5 separate regions of the Homo sapiens genome follow, and all the other regions are linked to region 2. The links are chromatin loops, found by intact Hi-C in ENCODE. Cell type or tissue: Caco-2. All regions are shown on one strand. Region 1 has its middle 79 kb from the start of MIR920. Region 2 overlaps LOC124902897. Region 3 overlaps LOC105369698 (a long non-coding RNA gene). Region 4 overlaps LOC105369698 (a long non-coding RNA gene). Region 5 has its middle 87 kb from the start of SOX5.

Evidence for each region. Peaks named below come from ENCODE experiments on the same cell type or tissue, not always from the same donor. Only the 100,000 strongest peaks of a DNase experiment are listed, where the experiment ranks them.
Region 1: it touches region 2 in a loop (10-fold over the local background); 1 of 110 quality-filtered maps calls a loop at or near these places.
Region 3: a loop joins it to region 2, with 2.7 times the contacts of the local background. A loop is called at or near these places in 1 of 110 quality-filtered maps.
Region 4: it touches region 2 in a loop (5-fold over the local background); 1 of 110 quality-filtered maps calls a loop at or near these places.
Region 5: it touches region 2 in a loop (7-fold over the local background); 1 of 110 quality-filtered maps calls a loop at or near these places.

The regions. Positions count from the first base shown.
Region 1 is chr12:24,131,855-24,135,854 of GRCh38, reverse strand. It overlaps a transcript of SOX5 not described here. Among named protein-coding and RNA genes, the nearest start is that of MIR920, 79 kb to the left of the region's middle. In Caco-2, no CTCF peak of the experiment used is centred here; DNase peaks (open chromatin) are centred at 104, 594 and 2,274.
Region 2 is chr12:24,752,871-24,756,870 of GRCh38, reverse strand. The region is part of intron 1 of LOC124902897; the gene reads right to left. Among named protein-coding and RNA genes, the nearest start is that of BCAT1-AS1, 65 kb to the left of the region's middle. In Caco-2, no CTCF peak of the experiment used is centred here; DNase peaks (open chromatin) are centred at 1,430, 1,830 and 3,930.
Region 3 is chr12:24,677,288-24,681,287 of GRCh38, reverse strand. The region is part of intron 1 of LOC105369698 (a long non-coding RNA gene); the gene reads left to right. Among named protein-coding and RNA genes, the nearest start is that of LINC00477, 95 kb to the right of the region's middle. In Caco-2, no CTCF peak of the experiment used is centred here; a DNase peak (open chromatin) is centred at 1,907.
Region 4 is chr12:24,614,243-24,618,242 of GRCh38, reverse strand. LOC105369698 (a long non-coding RNA gene) reads left to right here. Exons shown (of 3, transcript XR_001749046.2): 2 at 433-640; 3 at 738-2,886. Among named protein-coding and RNA genes, the nearest start is that of LINC00477, 32 kb to the right of the region's middle. In Caco-2, no CTCF peak of the experiment used is centred here; DNase peaks (open chromatin) are centred at 2,042 and 2,132; H3K4me3 peaks cover 595 bases.
Region 5 is chr12:24,034,742-24,038,741 of GRCh38, reverse strand. It overlaps a transcript of SOX5 not described here. Among named protein-coding and RNA genes, the nearest start is that of SOX5, 87 kb to the right of the region's middle. In Caco-2, no CTCF peak of the experiment used is centred here; no DNase peak of the experiment used is centred here.

The DNA.
Region 1 (4,000 bases), 620 kb after region 2:
ACTCCCTGAACACATGCAGCCCTTCCCAACATCCACATCTTGATTTCCACCTCCCCCTCCACTTGGACTGCCTGCCCCCAGGCCTCATGAACTCTCATTCTCCGAAGGTCCAGACCATATGCTGCTTTTTCTCTTAAGCATCCCCAGATCCCATCCTGACAGCCATCCCTCCATCCTCTGAACATCCAGAGTGCTTTGTTTACATCTGTCCTGTTGTAATTATTATAAGTGACATTTATTTATATTATGTACATATCTGTCTTATCTCTAAGATAGTAGGACTTTGGGAAAGCAGAGAATCCTAGTTATTCTCATTTATCTTTCACAGAACGCCAGTGCATTCCACAAAGCAGATACTCAGTAATTATTTACTGTATGTGTAAAAGGCTAATCAGCTAAAGATTATACAGGAACGAGGTTGGAGTCCAACACAATCAGATTTATTGACTTAGTAAGGGAGGGAATTCCAAGGAAACATGGAATTCCTATGACAAGAGTTAGGAGAGAGCAACTTGTGTTAGGTTGGCTTCTTACTGAAGGATTCAGAGGAGGGTCTAAGGGAAGGAGGGATCCGTTTTGGATTGGTTGCTATATCTGAGGCGGGATTGGAAGTGGGAATTAACTTGTGATTGGATACTGTCATAATTTAGGCTAGGGTGGTTTAGCAGCAAATGGGTATTCCCAGGAAGAAATGAAAATAGCGGAGCAGGTCTGGGGTAGAGTGACATCAATAAAAATGAGGGAGTCCTTAATGGCATTTTGTAATTCCTGCATGGCCTTGGGAGAAACAGTGTTTTCTGTTTTGTTAGTTTGTTTTGTTTGCATTTGGCTTTTTCTGTGTCTGTCTTTGCAGCCTGATTCATGGCAAGGCTGTTTTCTTTCAGTCCAGGACAGATTTTAACTTTTACAAATAAGTGAATGTATTTTTAAAAATACAGAGGAAAGGTACTTTTTTTAATCCCTGGATTATTACTTAAAAACTAGATAGTGGAAACTAATCATTATGAACGGTTGGGAGAATACTGTTCTCCTTATGTTCAGTGTTTAAAAGTGAATCTCAAATAAATTGTCAACACTTATTTTTACTTTTCCTTTGGGCAGCTTTCTTTGCCTTGCGTCACTGGGTAATTCTGTGTTTTTGTTCAATTCTCCCATCTCTGGCCCATTGTTCATTCTTAATACAGATAGAGAGCTATAGAGATGTGCTGAGAACATTTTCACCATTTCTTCATTTTCTTGTTCACCTCCCTCTCTCAAATGTCTTTGGTTTAATGGATCAGAAGCCTGGTTTTGTGTATGTGTGTTTATGTGTGTGTGTGCATGTGTTATAAATAAACACATTTATAACACACTGACACAGACACACAAAGTTGGTTTTAGACTGTTTTTATTAAAGTTTTCTCTAGAGCAGAAACAAGTATAATCAATGCTAGAAATTGTTAAGCCACTTTCTTCTGAACCTGCAATCTTTAAAATTAAGTGAAAATTCCTGATGGCAGGCTTTTTCATGGTATCCTCACACACAGTGTTCTCTGTTGCAGAATTTCTCACAGCAGTGGTTTTTAAAAGGTGGCAGATTCCATCCATTCCAGCAGATACTTTTCTTCATTCCTTCTGAATGAACCCACTAACACAACCCTTAAAAATTTATTATTTTTGTCTTTAAATGGATACCACAGCTGAAATCATATATTGTTTGTCTCAATTTAAACATTAATGTTTCTTCACCTGCATTTATCAACCTGTCTGCAACCAGAATGTTTAGAAGCAACAATTTAAAAAAAAAAATTACCTCATCATTTTAGAATTCACAAGAAGAGGTGTTCCATTAGCAAACTGCTCAATTTCTGATTCAGTAGAACAAGCTAATTTGCCCTAAAGTAGAAGCCTCCCTTCCTGATTTTGTCAAATGTTACCTGGGCAGCTCTGGTCACGTGGCAAAGAGAGAGTATGCCAATATTTTTGGTGTGTGCTATATATCAGAATGTGATTCTAATCATTATATCCCTATTTGCATTTCTCTGGCTGTCTGTTTTCTTTTTAATTGGGTTATAAAACAATTAGTTAACACCATGTCTTTTTAGAACTACCCGAGAGGGCCAGGAGCTGTTTGTTCTCCCTGGACCAGTCGGGGAGAGGACCCTAAGGAATCTCATTTTATTTACAGCAGGGTGAAGGTCACATAGAAACAGTTTTTGTTCTTGTGCTCTTGCTTTCTGTTGTGACCTCTCTTGCATTGTTTGGCATCCCCGCCACAGTCCCCCACACCCCCCTTTGTGCTTTGAAGAGCCGCACACCAGGTGTTCCTGTTCTGAATTACACATGAAAGAACCACATCCCTGGACTAATTAACTAGTAAACTGTACCCACCTCCCCTGGGTTTAATTGATGCTGCTCTTAAAAGGGGAAGGCAGTTCCTCACCCTATCTGATTAGACACCATAGTCATCTCTTCTTTATCTTTCTTAAATGTAGAGGATGTTCCAGGTTATTTTGACAACTAGGTAAGGCGCCAGAGCCAATAGGACAGTTTGTAAAACTATTACCCTGGATGAAAGGAAACTATTCCAGACTTTCCTTCATGACTTTTTAAAGCTGTTCGCATGACTCTTTCTCCAGGGAGTGACATGTACAGAGTAATCTACTTGCTCGCAGTAGCAAGACCCAGAATCTCATCAGTAGTTTTATGCATTTCTGCAACGATTTTCCTTTTTATTAAAACAGAGTGGGAAGCCTTTATGCCAGTGAGTGCTTTATATTCCTATTGTTATTTTTTACTGCAGTGTTGGAAATATTATATAACTATTAAAATGTGTAGAATTGGATGTTTTATCATCTTACCTCCAAGGATAACAGCGCTAGGTTGACTTTATCTTTTACTTACTGCAATCCTGGTCTCCTGATGTAATGACATGGTACTTTGGGCAGTCCTTTCTAGGCATGGACAGGTTGTTGTCCAGGGAAATGAGGTAATTAGATGTATGTGTAAACCCTTGCAAAAGCTTATCATTTCTGTTCTTCCTGTCCCCTCCTTTAATGTGTTTTATCCTGTTTTTTTAAGAATGTTAGGATTCAAAATTTAGTTTATGAGTTCTGTCGTGTTTTCCATCATCATTTGGTGGTGGCGTTTTTGCTTGTTTGATTTTAAAACTAGAATTCAAATATTTAGAATCAATTTTTATGTTGGAAGGAATTTTAAAAATTCTCTTTAAGAATAGTTTCTGTATAAATTTGGTTTCCTAGAGTTGCTTCTTAAAATTCTAACCCAAGTATACGGATACTGTATTTCTAATGGTTTCCTCCTTCAGAATAACTTAAGAGCCTCCTTTCTCTTTCCATTGTTTTCCCACTTTACATGAACATCGATGGACATTTAGTCCTGTAATAACTAATAGCACAGGATGTGAGAAGTCAAAACGAATTAAAAATATATATAGATACCACATTGTTTTCCTAAAGTGTTAGTAAGAAATCTTTGGTTTTGTAAAACACATTAAACCTTAACAAAAGGTTAGTTATCCTGTTGGGAAGCTTTGCTCTTCCCAGGGTGTTCGAATGATTTACTTACCAGTTGCACACAGGATATACATAGCAGGATCATTCTTAACTGTTTAATTTGTTTAATTGAGAGCTACTTGGTCATGGGCATTGTCTGATTATCTATCGTTTCTGTATTCCAACCCATAGCAGACTACTTGGCACATGTATGATCTACACGTTTGTTGAATGTAACTGAAGTAAGCCTTTTATTTTTAACTTTTTACTTAGCATTAGGGATTGAAGAGAGCCTGGAATGGGAACGTAACACAATGTAGAGCAAACAGAATCTCTCTTAAATTATCAATGAAATGATAACAAGGATGTGGTCGTGCTCCTTGAGCTAAATAACTTCAGTAAGTCTGAATTAGCCCCTGACATGAGAGATAAAAAAGAAAAAATGCAGGAAATCTAGTCCGTGTAGACAAAATGTATAGGTCATGGATTTGTACCCAACCATCCTG
Region 2 (4,000 bases):
CAATGCCACTCATAGTGGAAGAAATATGCCACACTTTTTTAAGCAAACAGGCTTCTTTTCACAGTGGACAGAGAATACTGTTAAACAGAGGAAACACAATATCCCTTTTCATAGCAAGAGATCAAATGTCTGCAGAAGAGTTTAATTTATACTTCTCCATGTGCCAGAGCCCAGTCTGAGACATAGCAGCATTTAAGTCCTTTCAATCAGGGCATAGTTTCCACCCTGGATGACTTCATCTCTTTAAAAATAGAATAAATGGAATTCAACATTATACTATGGGTAGGGATTATAGGAAATTAAAAGACATATAGTGCTCAACACACTAAATAATTGTGACATTGAGCTGGGAAAATAGTACTTCTGCAGAAAGTCTTTTCTGGGTATTATTTGTTAAAAAGGTTTTCTCTAGCTTTCTGGGAGAGTAGGAGAAAAGTATTGCAGTGTGGACCAGGAAGTAACTTTTATACTATGTGTGCTCAAAGTTTTTCCTCTTGAAAATATATGTAAGCATTAAGTTAGATCAGAGGTGCAACTTGAGTTCACGGTCCACCAGTCCTGCTGTCCGAGTCTTTCTGGATTCTCTGGTTTTGAAAGATTCTATTGGAGAATCTTTGGTTTTGCTGTGTTGATGATGATATGCTGAAAGTCAGCAATCTGCAGACTGTGCTCATCTGAAGTTTGTTTAGATACAGGTAGAGAGGTTAGGAGGAATCCCGTTTGGCTCAAAGAAGGCTCTGAGGTTAAAATATGATAGCATACTCTACGAACATCCTAAAATGTAAGCATGCAACATGCCCTGAGTTGTTTTTATAAAAACCAGAGTTTGTTTGTTGGTTTATATAGAAATTACCAAGAAGAGGCAAAGCTATGATGTTGAAAAGTAAAAGGGAAGCAAATTGTTCTCTGGAGGATCTTTTCATCACAGCTTACTTGCTGGCTGACTTTTGACATGACTTAAATGGTTATGTACGTGAGGTAATGTGATGTGTGATCCTAATAAATGAATATACACACCAGACCCGCCTGCAAGGGGTATATTACAAATAAGTCTTCTGTTGATGAATGATGAAAATACAATACCTTCATTTTGTTGTGCTCTCTTTACAATCATGTCTGTGGCATTAAATGGTTGCAGTGTTGAGATTTGCTCGCCTTTTAAAAAGAGCTCAGTGAGTAGGCTTTCCCTTTAGGAAGATTACTGTGGGAAAAATGGGGGCTCTGAGAGAGAGCAAGTACAAATCCATTGCAGGTGAGCCAGCACAATTTAATCACATAGTATATATTATAATACATCCCTAGGAATTCATGTTTGGTTTGAATTTGCCTGCCCAATCGGCCATAAGGAGATAGAAATGGCTTACAGTGGTTTCTGGTGCCTTGAGCTGAGTGTATGCTACTTTTCTGTTCACACATACTCAACAAAGGAGGCGGCAGCAGCTGCACAAAAGAGTTCTAGGGAGAGAGATGTACAGGTAGGAGTTTTTAAATCTTGACATCCTGATAAGATTTCAGCATGGCTTCAAAGCTTGTTCAAAAAAAAATGACCTATATTGCCAGTTTTTCTTTTGAAAATCCTAATCTGTTGCTAAAACAGAGCAAACCAAGTTCTCTTTTGTGAACTTGAGTAAACACATTCTTCATCACCATCAAAGATTGTGGCAAGACGAGGGAAGGACTTGCCTTTGTGATTCAAGAGTCCTTGATGAGTATTCTGTGCATATTTGTGGGTACAGTCATATCTTTCAAAGAACAACCCAAACCAAATACTTCTGGTAATCTCCAGGCTTTTAATGTGTGACAAAGCAGGGTAACGGGTTCAGGCATGTGAACTGGAGCCTTCCTGCGCATGTAGCACCAGATCAATAGCCCCACTTGCTCTTCTGGGGCACCTGCTTATGGAAGGAGTTCAAAATATCAGAGAAATAAGCATTACACAAACAGATGGGGAAACTAAAGCAATGAAAAGCTCTTGACCTGGCCAAAGTCAATAAGACTGGTCAATAAAGGAGTGGAGAGCAGAGAACTTAAATTGCTGAGCTCTTTGTTACAATATCATTTACAGAATCTGATGCCTTTGAGTTGGTGCGAAGGGTGACTAGGGTGAGTCTTGAGGTCATAGAGACTAATGTGTTCCACCACAGAGAACGGAGTGCTTCCATTTACCCAAATTACAGTTATTCTTATTCTTTGTGAATGTTTCAAGGAGGAAAAATGAGACTCCGTCTTGTTGGTGGCTTCTATGGTACTCTTAAAATGGGAAGTAAATTGAAAATGGGTTGGTGATGGAAACTGTATTAGTCAGAGTTCCCCAGAGAAACAGAACCAATAGGATACATACACACACACACACACACACACACACACACACACACATACATATATATATATATATATATATATATATATATATATATATATATATATATATATATATAGAGAGAGAGAGAGAGAGAGAGAGAGAGAGAGAGAGAGAGAGAGAAACGTATTTTAAGACTTTGGCTCACACTATTGTGGAGGCTTGGCAAGTCCAAAATCTGCAGTGTAGATCGTCAAGCTGGAGACCCAGGGAAGAAATGATGCAGTTTAAGTGATGAAGGGAGGCAGCTGGCTGAATTTCCTCTTCTTTAGGGGAGGCCAGTCTTTTTCTATTAAGGCCCCCAATGGATTGAATGAGGCCAACTCACATTATGGAGGGTGATCTGCTTTACTGAAAGTCTACTGATTTAAATATTAATCTCATGTAAACAACACTTTCACAGAAACATGTAGAATAATGTTTGGCCAAATACCTGAGTACCATGATTCAGTCAAATTGATACATAAAATTAACCATCATAGAACTCTAACAGGATAAGTATTGAGATGGGAGACCCTCTGCGGATGCTGGGTGCTAGAGACCTGGCCATGCAGGATATAAGCAAATATGTTTTCTGGTGGCAACAGATAATTTTCCTTTTCATTGGTTATGGTGAGAAGTGGCCTGAAAGTCATTTAGAATAAATTTCATACTCACAAGAAACTAATATCATGGAGAAAAAGATGCGCTGGGAAATTTTATCATCAGAGAAGATCACGTACTCTCATATAGCACACAAATAGATATGTAAACCTCTAAGCACTGGCCCAAAACTTGAAGTAAGTCATTTTCAAATGAAAAAAGAAAATTCAAATGAACATTCAAAACATGATCTATAAAGATCTATTAACAAATATATAATTTGCTTCTACTATAATATGGCACATTATCAGGTCCTGATTAATTATTCCCTTTGATAAGGTTGGCAAGGTTTTAAACACTTCTTCAGTCTTATAGATAGAAAGGTCAGCTTTGGAAATCATCCCTTAACAAATCCCATAGGTAGATAAGTGAGAGTATCTCTGTATATATGTTATCTCTGTATTATTTTTATATGAAAAGTACTTCTGCCAAGCCACTAACTCATTGGGTGTGAGTGTAGATAATTACGTGTTAATGTACTTTTCTCTTTTGCCCTTACAGGCGCATATACATATACATGTACAAAGGCATGAGGATAAGAACTCTACTTCTACTGTGATAATATCAGTCAATCAATATTTACTTTTGGGTACCTACTATGCACTAGGCCCTGTGCTAAACTCCAGGAATACAATGAGAAACATGATGTTCACAATTTATCTTCTATACGACTTGGAACTTATATTCTGGTGAAAGAGAGAGATACCAAAAATTAACAGACAAATAAATAAAATAGTTATAATCAGTGCAAATGTTATAAAGTTAAGGGATAGGAGCTTAATGAAGAAAATAAAGAGACCTACTTTAAATAGAGAGATAGGCAAGGAAATTGCTAAGTAGTTAATATTTAGCCTGAAGCTCAGAGGATGACAGCATTCTAGGCAGAGGAAGCAGTCATTTGACAAATTTGCAGGAAGAGGAAAAAACTCGGATACTAGAGTGGTTGGTGCAGAGCCCAGGGGTCATATGAGTTGAAACTGGGAAGGTGAACAGGACCTC
Region 3 (4,000 bases), 76 kb after region 2:
ACCTCCGAAAGGAAATTCCCCTTTCTGAGTTCTTCCATATTAATCTAATTTCTGGAATTCACTGCGTAGTGTGAAATCCCAGATGGCGGACTGGAGTGCTACTGACTCAGTTTGTTTCACATTTTTATTCAGAATTCACATAAATGTCAACTTTCCGCTGATTTTTTTCTTTAACAGGAGAAGAAAATTCAAGGTTAAATTTTTGAAGAAAATAAATTGAGTTCCTCTCAACTGCACAGATCTACTAAGCAGAAGTCAGTCATTAAGATCAGGACTAAGTTGTTTCCATCATTTTATGTATTTTAGTGCTTTTATGTTCACTTTCTTTTTAGAGTATGTTAAAAATGCACAAGTTGCTTTTGACCTACCTAATATCTTGATAATTCCTCTGTGCTTAAATTATGATATACCCAATCGTTGATTACAAGGCAGCTGGTAGCAGTAAAAGTTGCAGATTCAAATTTACTTCTCACGTACGAAACTACCTTAATCTTAAGGCATAATTAAACTCATATTAACATTTCCATATACTGACTCTTACAGCACTTATTGTGTGCTTCTCTTAGAGCACTTGTCACTTTCTACCTGGCCCAGTATACATATACATACCTCCCCTGAACTTCTGTAAGAAGGAATGGAAACTTGCTTATGTATCTATCACTGATCCTGTGTCTCAAAACACCTGACATGAAATAAAATCAATAAATATCTGCAGAATGAATAAAACAAAAGATAAATGAATGCATGTTATATTAGCCTCTTGATATTTTCTTTAGGGTGCTATTTTAAAAATGTATCAAATCAGATCACAACTATTCCCCCAATAATGAATGGATTTGTTATACGGCTTCTGATTTGGGGATAGCATTGGATATCAGTATTTATGCTGACAAATCTTATGTCAGAAATATTTTCATTCATATTTTTAGATTTATTTAGGTGGATTCAGTGTTAGTGTCATTTTTGGTCTAAAAAAATGAGTATACCACCTTCTACCTAGTATAGCCTGAGTATGTGAGGCGGTAAGGGGCTGTTTCTAAATTATATTAAGCATCTTTAAATACCACTTAGGGTGAAGGGAAGAATTGCTTAACTTTTTTTTTTTTTTTCAGAATATTCTAGGGCACACTGTGAGTTGCTAAATTATAAGTAAATAAATAACATACAAACATATATATACACACATACACATGCACACACACAAACAGGGAACATAGAAGACAGGAGTATGCATTTTCCTGTTGAGCATATAATAGCAAAAATAGTAATAATAGTTGTTAATATTTATTTAGAACTGCCAATTGTTGACAATGCACTGTGCTAAGTGCTTTATATGCAATTTCCAACTTAATTCCAACAATCATCCTACACTATAGGTACTACTGTTACCCTCTTTTTTCAGAGAAAAACACTGAAGTTTATGGAAATTCAGTAACATGACCAAGGTGATGGGTGATAAGTAGCAGGATGAGGATTCACACCTAAGTATATCTCACCCTATGCCTTTATTCTTCATTTTGCTATGTGGTCCCCGTGTTTGTGTGTGAAGTTGCTGGTCATTAGCATGACCAGCGGGGGTCCCATATCCAATCAAAGATACCCATGTTTGCTTCTTATGTTAAATCTTTACCTCCTTCTTCACCCATAAACATAGGGCAGTCAATGCAATCCAATTGCCAGTGAAATTTCGAATAAAATTTCTTCTCTGGAAATGTGCACTGAGGTTAGAGATTTAAGTGTCACCCCCTCATCTAGAGGGTGTAGAGCTGGTGCCCTCTTGTAAGAAGCAGAAAGAATTTGAATCCATCTGCGAAGTCACCTCTTTCTGGTAATCAGGGGATCTTCCCCCACTGGGTTCAAAGGGCTTCCCTCTTCTTTGTTGTGCAATTTCTAAAGCATTGTGCAATACATAAAGAAAAGACCAAGAACATATCATTGCCTTGGAAACTGCTATGGAATTTGACAGACTGTAGGTTGTTCAGAGCAAATGTTCTGTTGCTGCACGGAGTCCATGCAGTAGCAATGACTGGCAAAGTGGCTGAATGCTCATCTGTTAATCTTGATGTCAACTTAACTTGTCATCCCTGCCCTAAGGATAGGGCGGGAAGTTTGTCTTGTTTGGCTTTCTTTAAATAAGGACATTTGAATTATTTCATTCCCAACTGTCAATGATGAAATACAAAGACAAGGGCTATAGACAAAACAGCAGCTTTCTGGGGGTAGCTATCCATAGCTGATGGAGATGACAGCATTTGAAACCTCTATATTTTTATTAAATGAATTCTAACAGCATAATCTTGGGAAGCTATACTGCTTCTTTTAAAAATAATTGCAACTCTTATGCCACATTTATAACAGCAAAAGGTAAAGAAAAACCTTCTGGCTGCAGACAATACTACTTACTGTGGTCCTTTCTAATGAAATGTAAAAACAAATAAAACTCAGTAAAAAATAGGAGGAAAAAAATTAAGAAATGAAGGTAAGGAGTCAGTCCTTGGGAGCTGTTTTCCAAGAACCAAATGTGACTCTGGCTAGTTGTAGCATTTTATTTATTTGTTTGTTGGTGGAAACACTGAGAATAAAAATAAAAGTGATCCTTTTGTGATCCTGTTTGGCCGTGACAGATTCCTTCAGCATTGCCATAGTAACTGAGAGAAGTGCATTTATGAATAGACTTAGATTTCTAAGGCTTGAGTTTCCTGCCAAGAAGAGAACACAGGGTGGGGAAAACAGGGGAAAGTCAAGGCAAAGGAAAAGAAAACAGATTAAGGTGTTGATTTCCAAATTCTCTCATTTGGAGGTGCAGGAATACAATGGTCCGAGACAATCTCACCTTCTTGGGCCACCTAAGATTTTTAGACATTAAAATTCTTCCTTTTTCAGCAACTTTAGGCAATTTCTTCAGTTCATTTCAATACCAAGAAGGGGAAAACAGCCCTCTGGATCATCAACATTTATGCATAGGACGAAGGAGAAAGCCCTCTGATATGGCTAGATAAGAACACAGAGCAGAGTTAGCAAAGGTGAATGTAAACTGGGCAAGGGAAGTAACAGTCACACTTCAGGCAAATGACCTCCAGTAAAGAAAAATCACTCAGCCACCTTGTCCTACTTTTCTTTTTGCTGAGTGTCTTGATAAATGTTTCTCTAAATAATAATAGAAAGAACAATGAAAGAGAGGTGATAAATGGTGACCCACACAGTTCTGTCAGAGAACACAGAGATGCACCATGGTGAGCAGGTGCATAAGATGGGCAACTACTGCACAATCCCAGCTAGTTTCTGGCAAGAAGGAACATGAGCTCACTGGTGCCTGATCTTCCTATTTTTCAAGAGAAGCTGAAAGTCAGGGTTTATACATGAAATCTTTTGATGTTTTAGGCATGCTCAAAGATTTTAAAATAACATTAGGTCAAACCTAAAAATGGCTGGGCGCAGTGGGTCACACCAGTAATCTCAACACTTTGGGAGGCCGAGGCAGGTGAATCACTTGAGGTCAGGAGTTCGAGACCAACCTGGCCAACATGGTGAAACCCCGTCTCTACTAAAAACACTAAAATTAGCCAGGCGCGGTTGTGGGCGCCTGTAATCCCAGCTACTCGGGAGTCTGAGGCAGGAGAATCACTTGAACCTGGGGGGCAGAAGTTGCAGTGAGTCGAGATAGTACTACTGCACTCCAGCCTGGATGACAGAGTGAAACTCTGTCTCAAAAAAAAAAAAAAAAAAAAATTAAAAATTATCTTTAGGTCATAGATCACCAGTTCCTGACTTCCAGAGTGTGAGGCTAAACTCATACTTGTATCTCTGGAGCAAGAGCCAATAGTAACAAGGAAGTGACCAGAGATGAGAGATTCTAGAGATGGAGATGGGCAGCAGAGGGGATGTAGTATGAAACCTGGAAGAACTATGATCACCAGTCTCCAGGGCTTGAGGTAGAAAACAGATGCTTTGGGTTTCATATTTTAATATTCAATAAATATTTGTTGAGTGCCTGTTCTAC
Region 4 (4,000 bases), 140 kb after region 2:
ACTCTTCTTATTTCTGATACCTTACAAATTTCCTGCATTGGCATTAAAGAAATGTGTCTTAATACACATCATCTTGCCCTCCTGGAGAAATAGACTGAATTTGTCTAGGTGTTCTAAGAAAGCATACTGTGTATTTGGCCTATTTGTGGCATAAGTAGAAAACTACCACGTACAGACGCTGCTATTGTTACCTTCGAAAAAAAGAAAAAAGAAAGACATAAAAGAAAGAAAAAAGACTGTTTTAAAATTTACTTGGACTGTGAATGCATGGGTTCCATTTCCTGAAGTGTAGAGTGAATATAGACAGTTAAATAAATAATGAAAGTTACAGTAAAACCTGTGTCCCGCTAATACTCTCTTGATATTAAACAAGGGCAGTTTTGTCTTTAAAATACTAACCCGTTTCTTCTTATAACATTCAATCTCTTCTAGGAATTTCAACTGCTTTTGAACTTATAGATTGTTTCAGATTATTCACAGTAAGTGGCCTGTTTCTCCTGGAGTTTCTTTGAATTGAGAAGCCCCCCAGGGATGCCAGAGGAGAAGGGAAAGGAAACAAACCTGACTCACCACCGTCTAGTTAGGTTACAGTTTAAAGTGAGTAACGAAGCTGTGTGACCAGCAGCGTGACCTTCAGCTGGTAAGTGCTCCTCGTGGATTTACAGTTAGGAGCCTTTTAATTCATGTTCTAGTCTTGTCCAATATAGGACTTAATTAATCCCTCTGTCTTTTTGCAGCCTAACTTGGAACAATAAAATGAAACAACTTCTGGAGATGCTATATGGCTTTAATTCCATAGATCCATGGTTTGCTAAATCTCAACATTCAAATATATTAATGTTAACCTCTCTGATTGATACTGTTTTTTGGGGTGGTGATTATTTTTATATATGTCTATACAAATCTGGTGTTATTGTCTGTATAACTTTTATTAATTCATGCTATTTTCACTCTGACATGGTCTCACTATTTTAAAAGGGAAAGTGCTGAAGAGTTTAGAATAATGTTTTTTTCCCCTTGGCTCACAATAAAACCAATGTGAAAGAAGGGATACAATCTTGCCCTAAATAATTATATTGGCTAAGGTCCAGTTAGGTGAAGAATATTAGTTCCTAATCATTCAAATGGCAAGAATTTCTTCTTCACTCAGCTGCACAGGCTGGAGTTCAGTTTCCTTGGAAGGGAATTTGTATTAGTATCATGTTTTAGGAGCATCCATTATTTTCAGATAGAATTACCTGAATGTAAATAATTCCAATGGAGAGACAGAAAAATAGCAATGTATGAATACTGAAGTTTAGGAATAGTCAATCTCCATTTTCTCTGGATTCGGTAACAATCTATGCTTATGATCAGTATACCTCAAGGGAGATTAGTAATATTTATTGAACTTTCAAAGTGCTTGGGAGTGATGGTCAGAGGAGAAGCTGAGAACATGATTCCTGCATTCGAGTGTCTTTCTTAAAAAAATATAAGATCTGTTGAGGTTGCTCCACGTATTTTCATTCGATATGATAGTGTCCTAGAAAGCTATATGTAAATTTATGGTTCTGCAGATTAAATCTGGTTTTCTTATTTTGTTTCAACAAAATCTTCTTACCTGCTTTACATTTTTATTTGTCGGTCCAAGCAGATTCATTAAGGTTTGAGAATCCAGTGATAGAAAATTGTTGCAAAGTACATGAAACAAGTACTTCATCACAGTTCTCCCAGTTCTGAGAGGTATGGTGGGCTTAAAAAGAAATACAGACCTGTTCTCAGTTTGCTTCAGAAAACAATCTTGCACTAAGTAAACCACCCATTTCACATTTCTCAAATCCAGTGTTTGCTCAGTTTGTTTTGTTGACACTAGGCATAATCCTCTCCATGGGTAAGCTGTTGAGAAGTCCCTCTAGGTGAGCGAGCTGCTCCCTGCCATCTTCTAAGTGATTGCTTCTTCTCTTACTGCAGCTCACTGTGGCTGTGATCATGGCTCTCACCTCACCAAGAGAAACTGCCTGAGCTGTAGCAACCAAAGTTGGGACAGGAGTACAGTTAGTACCACTTTCCCCAAAAGATGGGACACCCACTATGGATTCATGAACTCCTCCTTATGTCAGAACGCAGATTATAAAACTGAATATCTTGTAAGGGCACCACGCTGTGTGCTAGGATGTAGATTCCTTCTCACTGACTCAGGGAGGACATTCTCTCTCTTTTTACTTATGATAAGAAAGGTATGCCTGGCCTATATTGCAAAACTTCCATGCCTGTATAAAGGGCATTCCCACTTTTTTCAGTTTAGTCTTCCACTGAGGGACAAAAGATTCTGAACAAGATCAAGGGGATAAGGCTGCACGGAATTCTCAAAGCTTCAGCTTTCACAAGTAGCACCTAAGGTTGCTGAATTCTATGTTAGTTTTATTTTTAATTTTTAAGGAACCTCTGTATTGTTTTCCATAATAATTGTATCAATATAAAATCTTACCAAGAGTGTACAAGGGTTCCCTTTTCTCTACATCCTAGTCCATACTTGTTGTCTTTTGTCTTTTTGAGAATAGCCATTTTAACAGATGACATAAAATCTCATTATGGTTTTGATTTGCAGTTTCCTGACGATTAGTGATGTGAAGAATTTTTATCATATACAGGGCCTCCTCGACTTATAATGGAATTCTCTTCCGATAAATTCGTCGTAAGTTGAAAATATTGTGACTTGAAAATGCTTTTAATACATGTAATCTGCCAGACATCATAGCTTAGCTTCGTCTACCTTAAATGTGATCAGAACACTGACGTTAGCCTTCAGTTGGGCAAAATTATTTAACACAAAGCTTATTTTATAATAAAGTTATTATAAAGAATTTCACATCAAAATTCAAAATTCTAAGTACAGTCTCTACTGAATGTGTATTGCTTTTGTACCATCATAAAGTTGAAAAATCAAAAGTTGAACCATTGCAAGCTGGGACTGTCTTGCACTTGTTAGCCATTCGTATGCCTGTTTTTGAGAATTCTATATCCAGTTCATTTGCCTATTTTTTATAAAGTTACTTGTTTTCTTCCTATTGAGTTGAGTTTCTTATACGTTTTGAATGTTTACCTCTTATCAGATATGTGGTTTGCAATTATTTTCTCCCATTCTATTCTTCACTCTATTGATTGTTTTCTTTTCTGTGCAGAAGTTTTTATTTGGATGTAATTTCATTTGTCTATTTTTGCTTTTGTTAGCTGTGCTTTTGGGGTAATAACCAAATAAGCATTGCCAAGACCAATGTAATAAAGATTTTCCCCTATGTTTTCTTCTAGTAGTTTTAAAGCTTCAGATCTTATGTTTAAGTCTTTAATTCATTTGGAGTTATTTTTTGTATGTGGTGTGAGATAAGGGTTTAATTTCATTCTTCTGCATGTGAATATCCAGTGTTTCAACTGCATTTGTTGAAGAGACTATCATTTCCCCATTGTGCATTCTTGGTAAATTTGTCAACAATCAATTGACAATAAGTGTGTGGATTTATTTCTGGAGTCTCTATTCTGTTGCATTGGCCTTTATATCTGCTTTTATGTCAGTATTATACTGTTTTGTTACTGTAGCTTTTTAGTACCGTTTGAGATCAGGCTGTGTCACTCCTCCAGTTTTGTTCTTCTTGCTCAAAATCGCTTAGGCTATTTGGGGTCTTTTGTGGTTCTGTATGAATTTCAGAATTGTTTTTCTATTTCTGTGGAAAATGCCATTGGAATTTTGATAAGATTGCATTCAATCTGTAGATGATTTGGAGTAGTATGAACATTTTATATATTAATTCTGCCAATCCATGAACATAAAATATCTTTCCATTTACTTGTGTCTTTCTTTAATTTCTTTCATCAGCATTTTATAGTTTTCAGTATACAGATCTTTTACCTCTTTGGAAAAATTTTATTCCTATGTATTTTATTATTTTTGATGCTATTGTAAATAGATTTTTCTTAATTTCTTTTTCAAATAGTTTGTTTTTAGTGAATAAAACCACAGACAATT
Region 5 (4,000 bases), 720 kb after region 2:
GTGAATAATACGAAGTTGAAAGGGTTTCCTGAGAGGGGGACCTCAAATCTAAAACATGTAATTTCCCACCATAAGAAATGGATAAAAATATGTTTTAATCTTCCTTTACTTAAATTATATTGTGCTCTACGTGGACCACTTTTCACTCTTGAAAAAAAAAATGCTAAGCTAAGTAGGGGTTGAAGTTCCCATTGTGTCAATAGACCTCAAGAATGTGGCAATATTTGGTTGTGTAATTAATTTGCTTCACAAAGCGAAGATCCCACCTTAGGATTTTTGGAACTGACACGGGAACTTCCCAAGCCCAGTCACATGTCATAGGACTAGTGAAATCCTGTTCTATGGGTCACTGGGAATCACAATAGAGCAATTCCCTCTTTACTCCTGGTTTCTAGAATTGGTATTGTCACTGCTCCAGAAGGTAGCAGGAAAGCCTGGGAGGGATGAGTTTGCAGGGCCAGTGAATTCCACATCCCTGCCACTGACAGAGCTTCCTGGGAACCCAAGATACACGTTTTACTCTGAAGAAACTTCCACATTCACATGGTTTCTGGCTGGAAGAAAGGTTTATTTGGGACTCTTTTATCTCTATCTTCCTGTGTTAATTTTGGTAGGATTTTGCTTTTGAGTCTAGAAACTGTACGATTTATAGAGGATAATTTTGTCATATTTTAAATCTTGGTTTCTACTCTTTTCCCCTTTTGTATGTCTTTCTGGGGAAATAGGTAACTGAGTGGCTTCAGAAAGCAACCTAAAAATATTTACATGCATGATTCATGCATGATTTTTTAATGCGTTCAAGTGTCAAGTTTCGGTTACTATCTTCATCAGTGTTCTGTGTAAAAAATTGCAACTGGCCCGGTAATAGTACCATTAGGACTCCAGCATGTAGTGCAAGTTAAGTGGGGAAGTGGTGTTGTAAGTTGCTAGACAGACATCAGTTAGTCTCTATTTTGAGCAAATATTTTAGTAAAAATGAATAAATAATTTTGTATTTGTAGATGTGTATGAGTGCACATTCATGACATGTAACATCTTTTCCTAAAATTTTATATTTAACTTTTGGAATAGAAATAAGTTTAAGACTGGGATATTTTGAATTTTTTAAGCTAAATATTACTTGAATGATCTATTTCACTGTATACTTCTTAGTGCATTTGATATTTGCCAGTCTCCTTACCCACTTTCTCCAACTAGTACAACCATGATCATATGTGGAAAAATTTGAAGTCACCATATGGGCAGGTGGCTTTTTTCTTATTATTTTTTATCTGTTTGTTTTATCTATACATGGTTCACAGCAAGTCTATACCTTGGTTCACATAATGATTGATTAAAATCATGGAATGTTTTTACTGTCTTTTAATGGGAGTTACTCTTGTGCTCTCAATGACAATACCAAGAAATAGGCTCCAAGGGGGTGAATGTCTGTCTACATATCAACCTATCTAGTTAATAGGATTCACTCTTTTGCTGTCTGTATATCTGTTCTATGTATGTGTGTATATGTTATTCATTTGAATTATCTTAAGAGCCTACTTGAATAGCTTGCAAAGGTCAGGGAGAGTTCAAATGATGGAAAAATGGTTTATTTTCTCCCTCCCCCTCCCCCTATCACTAATGCTAACTGATGAAGAGTGCCTGTGGTGTCCTTCAATTTAAAGAGACAACCTTGTTCATTTGGAGGGTGTGAATGCCATTCTTGTGAAATACTGTAAATAGTAATTCACAAGAGAGTGACTTTTTTATTGCCTTTACATTGATAACATGCCTTGCAAAGACTTACAGTTATCCTGCTGAATTTAAGAGAGATAAGAATGGAATGTGTGTGTTAATTTAAACATCTGTACATACAATAAAAGGATTCTTTATTGTCAGGAAATCAGATCCTATTATATATGTTTACCAACATTAGATAACTTTTAAAGTTGTTATCCAATATGTGAATATTGTATTATTTAGTTTTACCTCCCACTGCCTTCCTGAAATATTGAGAGTAGGGCTATGATCATTATATACATCACTGAGTCCACAGTTTGTAGAAATGCATTTGAATCACATCTAGAAGCAGTCTGATTTGTCATAGCAGCATCAGGTGCAGAGCAAACCTTAGTGACACAGGGACTGAGAATTGATGTCAACTGTGTGAGGGGCACGGCTTACAGTGTATTGAATTCGTACACAGCTTATTACTTAGTTCCATAAAAATATAATGCCCACATATAAAACTGATTTGTGAACATAAAAATTACAGACCAATTCGGTTCTCAAGAGAAATATCAGTTACCTTGAAAATCAACCCTGTATACCTTCGCAGTATCTAATTATTTTGTAAGGTACTGTAGAAACATTTGAGCATTTGAATGCCAAAAGCTGTTAAGTAAGTATAGTGTTGGAATGTTTAATGGCATTAATTATCATTTACACATGGGACTACCCCCTTCCTAAGGCCCAGGAGGCACTGGGCAATGGCTCACTGGGTTGTCATTAACTGTCGTTATTGCTACTAAAGTCAGCATCCTATTCATAAATATAAAGAAAAAATTAGTACTGAAAGTCACATCATTCTATATTACAGTATTTGTGTTGCTAACTAACTTATTGTTAGTGGTGCCAATTATATTGGCATTTTGAAATGTAGATGAATCTCAGTATTTTTATCACTTAAGTTAAAGCCTTTTATAAGAATTTTCTGCGTGTGTTGTATAATTTTCCCATTCTCTAGGGTTCTCCTGGTATGAAAAAAACACCCACACACCTTACAAAAGATCTGCAGAGGATTTTTGTTTTTATTTTAAATTTGATCATTTCTGAAAGGAACAGAGATCAACTCGGAAGGATAATCACCCAGACATGGATGCAAAGTTTTACCCTGGCCAGCTCAGGGTAAAACTTTCTCTAGCCTGAGATTTTGGTACTGTACAGTTAAATCATTCACATTTTTAATGAGAGAAGGGGACGGCAGCAGGGAAAACAGTTGTAGAAATTTTAGTTGTATGAATTTGAAATATTTTTCAACTATACATAGTGAGGGAGATGTTTTTCTTTATTTTATTAAGAAACTATTTACATTTAAGTTCCAGAGGAGTTGAAGGAGTGTGATTTATTTTTTAACCTAATATGCTTATTGCATTTTCTTTATGATCACTATTCCTGGATGTTATATCATTTCATTTTGGTTTCTGTTAAAAGAAGAAGTAACATTCCCACAGCTTTCTTCTATGTTGTTTCTTGATTGCTGTATTTCTTTGTTTTGGGGATGATTTGATTTATACATTGTTACAGCTTCAAGTGGCATGTTAGGAAATCCAGTTTTTATTTCTGATTTTGAATTCTTGTTTATAAATGTTTATTTGTGACTCTTAATTGTTACAGGAGTTCATGTGCCTACTGTGTGTATATAGAGAATATGCTTGGCAGGCTGAAATGCAAACTGTGGTTGTTATCATTGGTTAGCTTTTACCAAGTAAATCCATATAAAAGGACCAGAGTTGGTAAAATTAAAAAGTAGATGCCATTAAAATCGTAAGGCATAAATACAAGTTGTCAAAAATAACTATATCAAGTTTTCTACCCTCAGTGTCACTTAAAACATGCTCACAAAGGGCGTCACTGCCATCGTATATTGTCTATTGAGCACTAATAATTTGCTAGGTACAGAAAAAAGCATTGCAAAGAAGTAACCATGATTTCAGACAAAAATGTGAAACAGGATTTGGGAGACTTTGAGCTCACATTGTCAGGAGACTCTGGGGTTTAGCATTCTGTTTCATGTGGAGACCCACAGTTAATATGGTCCTTGTTGAAACTTAAAACAGCTCTATTAGTAGCTTGATTGAGAAGGGGGAAGAGGCCTAGAGTAAACAAAAATGTACGGTTTCAAGACAGCCTAATTGTATACAGTACATTTGCTTCCGCAGTTCCTTCTAATCCATCAAATAGTAAAACACACAAACACACAAATTTATTCTATTAAAGTAGATAAAATTGTTAGGTAAGT